2 separate regions of the Homo sapiens genome follow, and region 2 is linked to region 1. Evidence: chromatin contacts called from ENCODE Hi-C or POLR2A ChIA-PET data. All regions are on one chromosome and are shown on one strand. Each heading gives the region's core, a stretch centred on a gene start or an enhancer-like site at or near the end of the contact. The rest is flanking DNA. Distances are from core to core; before and after follow the strand shown. Region 1 holds the start of CSNK2A1 (casein kinase 2 alpha 1). Region 2 holds the start of ITPA (inosine triphosphatase).

Region 1 (5,026 bases), core at 582-3,081:
TTTAGAAGGTAAGCTCCACCAGTGAGCAACTGGTGTATGTCTTCCTCATAACACATCCCCAGTACCTAGCACAGTGTCTGGCTCATAGCAAATGATGAATTGTTGTGAGTTAAACAAATGTGAATACAGTTGGGAAAAACAAAGCCACAAGAGCCAAAAAGATACGTTCGAGAGGTAGGTAGAAGGGTATCATTTCCTGGAAGATGGCTTCCCAGAAACTTTGGGATTATCTTGTATAACCTCCTCAGTCCACAAGTGGGGAAATTGAGGCCCAGTTACAGGACACTGAGAGAAAAACTGTTGTGGGTTCCCAGGCAATTGGGATCAGATGTCACAAGCTGTCTAGCAGATGAGGTCCAGAGAAGGCCACAGCCACCTCCCTGAGGCCATCACTATAAGTCTGCAGCCACCACCAGCCCTAACCCCACATGGGGAAGAGGTGCCTCTTTGGGAGCAGAGGTGCTAGTCAGCTGACAAACTGTGAAGGCAGGGCTGTGGAGGGTGGAGAGGCCCATTCCTGAGACAACCAGCTATTCTGAGACAGTTAGGGATAATGGTTGGTACTGAAAGAACCTGGCCTCCTCACCCTCGTTCCAGTGCTCACACCTCTGTCCCACCAGAGGTGAGACTAATACTTGAACTCCTTTCAGCAACTCTTAGACGCTTCAGCTTTTATCAGGGCCTGCAAAGGAGAGGTTGATCATCAGATGGAGCCCTGTCCACTGGGGGCTCCCAGTCTGATGGAGGAGACAGACTGAGGTCCTCAGGTTACTGACTGATAGTGTCTGGGTTGGAGGGAGTTAAACAGAGAGGAGACCCCTAGAGGAAAGGATCCCTGAATTAGTTCAATCGGCATACAGAAATTATCCAGTCCATGAGGTGACAGTAAGAGAAGTAACTGCCAGTGTAAAGGGAGGGAGGCAACACAGCTAAGTTCCAGGAATTGTTTGCAGTCTTGTGGGTGGAATCTTCCGGAATTTGAGAAGAGAGTGGCAGAATAGGAGGCTGGAAAGGAGGGTTTGGCCAAATTATGGAGGACTCTGAATGTCAAGTGAAGAGTTTGGGCTATCTTTGGTGCATAAAGAGGTCCATGGGAGATTTTTGACCATAGGGAGACCATGATGAGCTCTGCATGGTAGAAAGTGCTTTGTGGCTGTTTTGGGGAGGTAGCTCGGGCAAGGAGAGCAGGGGTGGGAGGCAGATAGAAGGAAAAAAAAACACTGTATTTTGGACGCACAGCTCTTGGCAGGACTCCTGTAGGAGGAAGGAATTGGGCCTTGGTCTCTTGAGAGCTAGTATCCTCACTTCTCAGACTCCTGCGCCATGCCCTTCCTAGGGTCCAACTTTCATTCACTTCTTCCGAACTCCAAGTTTGAATAGAAAGTGTTGCTGAAACCCTAATTTAAAACGAGGGGTCAGAGCAAAAGAGACTTCAGCTCCCAGAATGCTTGGCTCTACAGCTCTGCAGGTCGCGCATGGTTCTTTTCAAGAAAGGGGGGCCAGCTGGGTGAAGTGTGGGAAACCTGGGTACCGCCATCTTAACTTGGGTCAAACCAACTGTTCACCTAATGGGAGGTTCGTGTTCTCTCTGTTGTCACTTGTTAACACTATTGAAATAAAATGCGCTTAACTATTGCAAGTCTCCTTATTCTGCTTTGCGTTGGGGATTCCTTCCATTTTGCACCCTAGGCCAGAACTGAATCCCTAAGGTTACAATAGGACATCCCAGCATGGCCGCATTCAGAGAGATTCCTCTGGGGGCGGAGTCGGAAGCTGTCTCGCCCCGCCTCCTGGTAGGAGGGGGTTTCCGCTTCCGGCAGCAGCGGCTGCAGCCTCGCTCTGGTCCCTGCGGCTGGCGGCCGAGCCGTGTGTCTCCTCCTCCATCGCCGCCATATTGTCTGTGTGAGCAGAGGGGAGAGCGGCCGCCGCCGCTGCCGCTTCCACCACAGGTACCTAGGGAGCAGCCAGGCGAGGTCGTTGGCGGGTGGGGTGGGCCCAGGATAGGGCAGCGGAGCGCGGCCGACCCTCACGCTTCCAGCAGACTCCTGAGCGGCCCGTCGCCTTCCCCTGCCCCCACCTTCACACATAAACCAAGCGAGGCCCCTGCAGCCCATCGGGGAGGCCCAGGGGCCACCCCTCAGGGCGGAGGGCGAGGTTTGGGGGCAGAGGCCGATGTGAGGGTGGGAACCGGCTGCCGGAGTCCAGCTTATTGCAGAGGAGAGGACTGAACTGGGTGGGGACTAGGGGACAACTTGGAGGAGGGGGTCGTCAGAGGGGGAAGGGAACTTGAGGGGTGGGGCCGCAGGGGGGTGCTGGGGGAGGGTGCGGAGGGAGTGGTGCCTGCTGGGTAGTGTGCAGTGAACCCTCCCGCGAAACTGGGCAGCTGGAGTAGGGGCCTTCTTAGGGTCCCTCTGGGCGGGGCTGAGCTTCCCACCTGCAGAGTGGGTGCGAGGTGGAGAGAACCCCAGGCGGGGTTGCTGGGGCGAAAGGGGGAAGGGACCAAGACGTGGGGCAGAACGTCTGGAGTTGGAGTTAAGGACTAGTTAGGAGCCTGGATAGAAAAAGAGGTATGGAGAGAAAGCTTGGCTAAGGGTATACATATGTTGGTGACCTTTTGAAAGAGTAGGACTTTTCAATTTTGTTTTTCGTTGTGTGTTTTTTGCAGTGTTGGAACATTGCTAGATTAAGCAGGTGATGGGTGGAGCTTCTGTAGTTTGTTTTGGGGAAGCAGAGTCAGGGTCAGGAGAAGTTGCATCTTGGCTATTGCTTTGTGTGGAGGAAAGAGTTTTGAAAAGAAGGTGGCAAATTATTTGGGAAGACTTGATTACTTTTCAGCTGTTTAATTCTACGAGAATGGGACATGGGGAGAGGAAATGAAAACTAAGAAGAGAGGCCGGGCGTGTGGCTCACGCCTGTAATCCCAGCACTCTGGGAGGCCGAGGCGGGTGGATCACGAGGTCAGGAGTTCGAGACCAGCCTGACCAACACGGTGAAACCCCGTCTGTACTAAAAATGCAAATATCAGCCGGGCTTGGTGGCGCGCGCCTGTAATCCCAGCTACTCGGGAGGCTAAGGCAGGAGAATCGCTTGAACCTGGGAGGCGGAGGTGGCAGTGAGCTGAGATCCGCCACTGCACTCCAGCCTGGGCGACAGAGCGAGACTCCGCCTCAAAAAGAAAAAAGAAAACTAAGAAGGGAAGATTTTTCCAAGAATTGGAGACTTCATTCCATCTGAGGAGTGCAGTGTAGGCCCAGTGGTTAAAAACCAGACTGCCTAGGTTCTCAAATATCAGGGCCATTGCTACTTAGCTGTGTGACCTAAACTCTCTAAGCCTCAGTTTTCCCGTCTGTAAAAGGGGGATGATGGTATTTTCTAGCTTGTGAGTTTACGGAGAAGAGTAAATAAGACAATTTGTGTCAAGTGCTTACTACAGTGTCTGGCAGGTAGTAAGTGTAGTAAGTAGCTTTTACCTGTCACTGTAAAGGGACTAGCTGGTATATTTGGGGCTCTTCTGTTCTAAGTAAAATTTATAGTCAAGAATTTGACTGTAGACAGGGCTTTAGAGTAGTATCTTTGTAGTTGTTGTAGGGTTTTGTTGTAAGTCATTTGGCTTTACTGGCTTGGTGGACCTGGGGCTGAAAGTCCAGTACCAATACTAGTTCTCCTCCGTGGTATTCTCAAAAGTTCACCTGCAGTCTTAGCAGGGCATGTTTTTGTCCTTCTGTGACTTTGAAATACTTGGCTTTGGTTTGCTATTGCGGGAGGGTGTATGACTTGAAGAAAGAATGCAAGATTGGAAATTTGCTTAGATTGATTAATCAACTGATTATACAGTTAGGTCCCCGTGAGGTGACTTTTCTTTAAAAATAAAAAAAAGCCTAGTTATGTACTCCTTTGTGGAATACAGAGAAGAGAAATACACATTTAAGGAGGAGCATGGGTTAGTTTCTAAGTAGTTATGGGTGAAGTGCCTTGCAATTTGAGGATGAAACAGGTGGCAACTCCTTTTCCATACTGCGCGTCCTTTTCCTACTCACTCATCCAGAGTGAGTCCTTGTTTTTACTATTGTCTCTATCTCTGAACATACATCTTTGTGTCACATAAGTAAAGACATATGTATGTATGTATATATACTTTACTTCACATAAGTAAAATATATACATCTTTACTTCACACTCTGTTAAAGAAAGGGATGATTTTCTTTAGGAAGTGAGTTTAAACCCTTCCATAGGACTTGGATTTGTAGTAGGCAGAATTACATCTCCCTCTTCCCAAGGTGCCATACCTTGATCCCCAGAATCTGTAGCTATCCTGTGTTACATGGCAAAAGGAACTTGGCAGGTGTAATTAAGGTTAAGAATCTTAAAATAGAAAAATTATCCTGGATTTTCTGGGTGGGCCGAATCTAGTCACTTAAGTCCTTAAAAGCAGAGAACTTTCTCCAACTGGGATCAGAGAAATGGGCAGAAAAGGAAATCAGAGATTTGAAGCATGAGAAGGACTCCATTTGCCTTTGCTAGAGAGGACCACATGGAAAGTTTATCAGAAGGAATGTGGGCAGCCTCTAGTGGCAAAGACCAGTCCCTGGCTGACAACCAGAAAGAAATGGGGACCTCAGTTGTGCAACCAGAAGGAACCTGAATTTGGTCAACAACCTGATTGAGCTTGGAAGTGAATTTCCCAGTTTCCACCAAGGAATGCAACCTTGAGACACCTTGATTTTTGGCCTCGTGAGACCCTAAGCAAAAGACCTAGCTAGCCAAGCCCACCCAACTTCTGACCTACAATAACTGTGAGATAACAAATTTGTGTTATTTTTAGCTACTACATTTGTGGTAATTTGTTATGGCAGCAGTAGAACACTAGTATAGATTTTGGTACCAGGAGTGGGGTACTATTACCTAAAAATGAAAGTGGCAGTAGATAAAGGTTAGAATTGTTTTGAGGGGCATGATAGAAAAGGCCTGGAACACAGGAGGATCGCTTGAGCCCAGGAAGTCAAGGCTGCAGTGAGCGGTAATGGCA
Region 2 (4,666 bases), core at 209-2,708, 2.7 Mb before region 1:
TCTCAGCCTCCCGAGTAGCTGGGACTACAGGCACGTGTCACCATGCCCAGTTAATTTTTGTATTTTTAGTAGAGATGAAGTTTCATGATGTTGGCCAGGCTGGTCTTGAACTCCTGACCTCAGATGTTCTGCCCACCTCAGCCTCCCAAAGTGCTGGGATTACAGGCGTGAGGCACTGCACTCGGGTTCCAGCTCCTTCTTTAAGTGAGGGCAATATTCTCAGCCAGAGGTTTGGGGTCTCATGCCCACTGTCCTGCATGGGCTCTGTTCAGGGTGGACTGCCTGACTGGTCTGGCCTCAGGATCCCAAACCTTTTTTCGGCAAAAGGCTCTGGTTCCTGAGAAGGCCACTCAGTCCTGGCACCAAAGTGACATCAGTCCCTCCCTACACTACAGGCAAATGTAGGTGTCCCTAGTGATTACACCCCACTGGTCTGCCTCAGACATATCCAGTGGGTGTCATCCTGATCCCCCACACATGACCCCCACTCCATGGCTATGGCTGATTGAACAGGGGCAAACTCTTGATTCAAGCAAAGCCAGTCGGAGCTGATATCTGGTAGAAGCCTCATTGTTCCATCCCCCAGCAGGGAAGAAAGGGGAAAGATATGAACAGGAATAGGGATCAGCATCCAGAGAGAACAAGGACAAGTCAGCTTCTTGAGAGAACTTCAGGTCCTGTGGGACACGATAACACTATATTCCCACAGGAGTCATCTGGTGGCTTACATGAGCTCCCTGTGTGTTTCTGTTACTTGCTAGCCACAAAGTCCCTGCAAACAGAAACTTTAGATCCACTGCCTCCTTTACTCCTCCTCTCTATAGCGCTGTGAAGCAAATGTCCTGCATCATCCCCATTTCACACACGCGAAAAGAGGTTAGAACATTTCAGGACGGTGGTGAGGCACGGACTGCTCAGTGTGGAACTCCGTCCCACGCCCTCTCTGGGTCCTGCTAGCCCTGGCCCAGCAGCGGGATGTGGATAAGTCCCAGAAGAGTGTCGGGACACTGGGTTGGGGTCTACTTCAATAGGTGACCTTCGGGGCGGTTGTTAAGAGCCCCGCTACTCCTCCGGGTCCCGCAGTCGCTGACCACACAAGCCCTGTGTCGGGATCTGTCGAGACCCTCGTTCCCTCGCCAACCCCGGGGCGCCCCGATTCTGCAGCCACTCCCTTCTTGCGCCCCAGCTTTTCCACACAGCCGGGTCAGGACCCATTCTTCCGGGCTGAATTCTGTTCTCTCTCCATGCCTCCTCCCACGTGCTTCCCTCCTCCCGGAAGCCCCTTCTCCGCCCTATTCCCAGCCGCCTCCCAGTTAGCCCCCAACACCCTCCCGGCACCTCCTCCAGCTTCTTGGCGTTCCCCGTTACAAACACGATCTTCTTCCCCACCAATGAGGCCGCCATGGTGATCCCCGGTTACCCAGCTGAGCCACCGAAAACTCCTTGGCGTCCAGTGACAGAAAACTTCCGGCTGGTGGCGGAAGTGAACGGCTCAGTTTCCGGCCAGGGGTCCCGGGGAAAGCCGACCCGGACCCCAAGGCGCGTATCGGGCGAGTGGGCTCGCGGTGGCGGCCTAGCCCACAGCGTCCGATTTGCTGGGGGCCTCCCGAGCCTGGAGACTGAGTGACCCACCCCTCCTGCCTAAGGGACGCTATCTTCAAGAACCGGAAGAGACCACTCCCACCCCCACCCCGCCCCTGCTTTCGCTCTTCTCTGCAATGGGGTCTCCGAAAGGAGAAGACTGCAGCCCTGTGACCCTGGAGGTTTGCGCTCTCCTATGCTGTCTCAAAAAACTGCCTCCTTCTAGGCAAGGGCTTCCAAACCCTCATCCTGATCTCACCTTCAGCCTTACCCGCCAGCTATGATCCACTCGACTGTGAACTTAAACTCGGCATAGCCTAAAACAAGCCCAAACTTCTCACCCGTTTTCACTCCTAGGCTTGAGAGCTCAGTATGTAGAGTTCCTCACTTCCTCATCCCTCCAGCCTCTCAAATCTATCACCCCTTCTCCGTGGCCACCGTTTCAGCCAGATCTTTGCATTCCAAACACAACAGAAAGTAGGAAGTGCCCTCTCAAAGGTGGGTCTGCTGAACCTCTGCTGATACTCTCTTTGCAGCAAGTCATCTGACCTCCCTCCTCCAGAGACTCAGCCCTCTGCCCCCCGCCTGGACCCCTGTGTCAGTACCTCTTGAATGGCCACTTCTGCCCATGGACAAGAAAGGGAGGGAGTCTGAGTTCTTACCAAGCTCCTCAGGCCATTCTGATGCTCATCAAAGTGTGGGAAAGCCCGGTGGCTCACGCCTGTAATCCCAGCACTTTGGGAGGCTGAGGCGAGTGGATCACCCGAGGTCAGGAGTTTGAAACCAGCCTGACCAACATGGAGAAACCCCATCTCTACCAAAAAGTACAAAATTAGCTGGGCATGGTGGTGCATGCCTGTAATCCCAGTTCAGAGAATTCAGGATTCAGGAGAATCGCCTGAATTCGGGAGGTGGGGGTTGCAGTGAGCGGAGATCGTGCCATCGGACTCCAGCCTGGGCAACAAGAGCAAAACTGCGTCTGAAAAAGAAAAAAAATGTGTGGGAACCACTGCTTTGGGTGGTGACCTGTTTTCTTTTATTGAAGTAGAAACACTAACCATTATGCAGAGTCCCTAGAGGAGTGGCCATGGGGATTTGGGGGCAGAGGAGGGCTTGGGGGACATCAGTTACCCCGAGGAGCCTGAAAAGAAGAAAAACAGCCCACCTTACATGGATGCCTTTCTTGGATCTTAGCCAGCTCAAGCCCCAGCTCAGGAAAACCTTCCCTGAGCTCCCTTTCATCTGCTTGCATAGCACTGACCTCTGCACTGCAAATAGATATTCATTTGTGTGATTCTGTTTTCTCTTCTAAAAATCCTAATGGTAAAAACCATATCTGTTTTTGCTCACCTCTCTTTTTCTTTTTTTTTTTTTTTTTTGAGACGGAGTCTTGCTCTAGTCACCTGGCCTGGAGTGCAATGGCATGATCTTGGCTCACTGCAACCTCTGTCTCCTGGGTTGAAGCGATTCTCCTGCCTCAGCCTCCTGAGTAGCTGGGACTACAAGCACCCCCCACGACGCCCAGCTAATTTCTGCATTTTTAGTAGAGACGGGGTTTCACCATGTTGGCCAGGCTGGTCTCGAACTCCTGACGTCGTGATATGCCCACCTCGGCCTCCCTAAGTGCTGGGATTACAGGCATCAGCCACTGTGTTTTGTTGTTGTTGTTGTTGTTGTTTTGAGATGGAGTCTTGCTCTTGTCGCCCAGGCTTGAGTGCAGTGGCACGATCTCGGCTCACTTCAACCTCCGACTCCCGGGTTCAAGGGATTCTCCTGCCTCAGCCTCCTGAGTAGCTGGGATTACAGACATGCACCACCACACCCAGTGAATTTTTGTACTTTTAGTAGAGGTGGGGTTTCACCATATTGACCAGGCTGGTCTCAAACTCCTGACCTCAGGAGATCCCTCCACCTCAGCCTCCCAAAGTGCTGAGATTACAGGCTTGAGCCACGGTGCCCAGCCTCACCTCTCATTCTTAAATCCCAGCTCCTGGTACATAGTAGGTGTTCTGTAATGTAAGATAACTAGCTTGGGCACAGTGGATCACTTGATCCCAGGAGTTCAAGACAAGCCTAGACAACATGGTGAAACCCAGTCTCTACAAAAAATACAAAAAATTAGTTGGGCTTGGGGGCACACACCTGTAGTCACAGCTGTTTAGGAGGCTGAGGTGGGAGGATCACCTGAGCCTGGGAAGTCGAGGCTGCAGTGAGCCAAGAGTGCCACTGTACTCTAGCCTGGGTGATGTGAGTGAGACCCTGTCTCAAAAAACCAACAAACAAAAAGATCACAACTGACATCTATAATTACAAGTCCATAGATAACTTTCTTTTTCATTCTTTTATTTATTTATTTTTTTTGAGATGGAGTCTTGCTCTGTTGCCCAGGCTGAAGTACAGTGGTGTGGTCCCGGCTCACTGCAACCTCTGCATATTGGGTTCGAGCAGTTCTCCCACCTCAGCCTCCTGAGTAGCTGGGACTCCAGGCATGCACCACCATGCCTGGTTAATTTTTGTATCTTTCTTCTTCTTTTTTTTTTTTTTTTGAGACAGTCTCACTCTGTCGCCCAGGCTGGAGTGCAGTGGCGCGATCTCAGCTCACTGCAAGCTCCGCCTCCCGGGTCCCCACCATTCTCCTGCCTCAGCCTCCCAAGTAGCTGGGACTACAGGCGCCCACCACCACGCCTGGCTAATTTTTTTGTATTTTTAGTAGAGACGGGGTTTCACCGTGTTAGCCAGGATGGTTTTGATCTCCTGACCTCGTGATCCGCCTGCCTCAGCCTCCCGAAGTGCTGGGATTATGGGCATGAGCCACCACACCCGGCTAATTTTGTATTTTTAGTAGAGATGGGGTTTCTCCATGTTGGTCAGGCTGGTCTCAAATTCCCGACCTCAGGTGATCCACCCACCTCGACCTCCCAAAGTGTTGGTTGGGATTGTAGGCGTGAGCCACGGTGCCCAGCTTTTTTTTTTTTTTTTTTTTTTTTGAGACTGAGTCTCACTCTGTTGCCCAGGCTGGAGTGCAATAGTGTGATCTCGGCTCACTGCAACCTCTGCCTCCCGGCTTCGAGAGATTCTCCTGCCT

Evidence for each region. A loop is a pair of places that touch in the nucleus more often than their neighbours do. ChIA-PET counts read pairs that join two places held with the same protein, here RNA polymerase II (POLR2A). Pooled maps may share reads with other maps.
Region 2: a loop to region 1 is called in a pooled map, with 6 times the contacts of the local background. The contact joins the promoter of ITPA here to the promoter of CSNK2A1 in region 1. A Hi-C loop is called at or near these places in 3 of 50 pooled maps. POLR2A ChIA-PET finds 5 or more read pairs at or near these places in 2 of 52 experiments (GM12878 and OCI-LY7).

The regions. Positions count from the first base shown.
Region 1 is chr20:540,595-545,620 of GRCh38, reverse strand. It overlaps CSNK2A1 (casein kinase 2 alpha 1), which reads left to right and starts at 1,831. Exons shown (of 14, transcript NM_177559.3): 1 at 1,831-1,949. RefSeq lists enhancers at 1,366-1,425, 1,536-1,585, 1,696-1,775, 1,796-1,945, 1,431-2,124 and 1 more and a silencer at 2,266-2,325.
Region 2 is chr20:3,206,290-3,210,955 of GRCh38, reverse strand. ITPA (inosine triphosphatase) reads right to left here and starts at 1,458. Exons shown (of 8, transcript NM_033453.4): 1 at 1,339-1,458. The coding sequence starts at 1,404. RefSeq lists enhancers at 1,263-1,332, 1,215-1,863.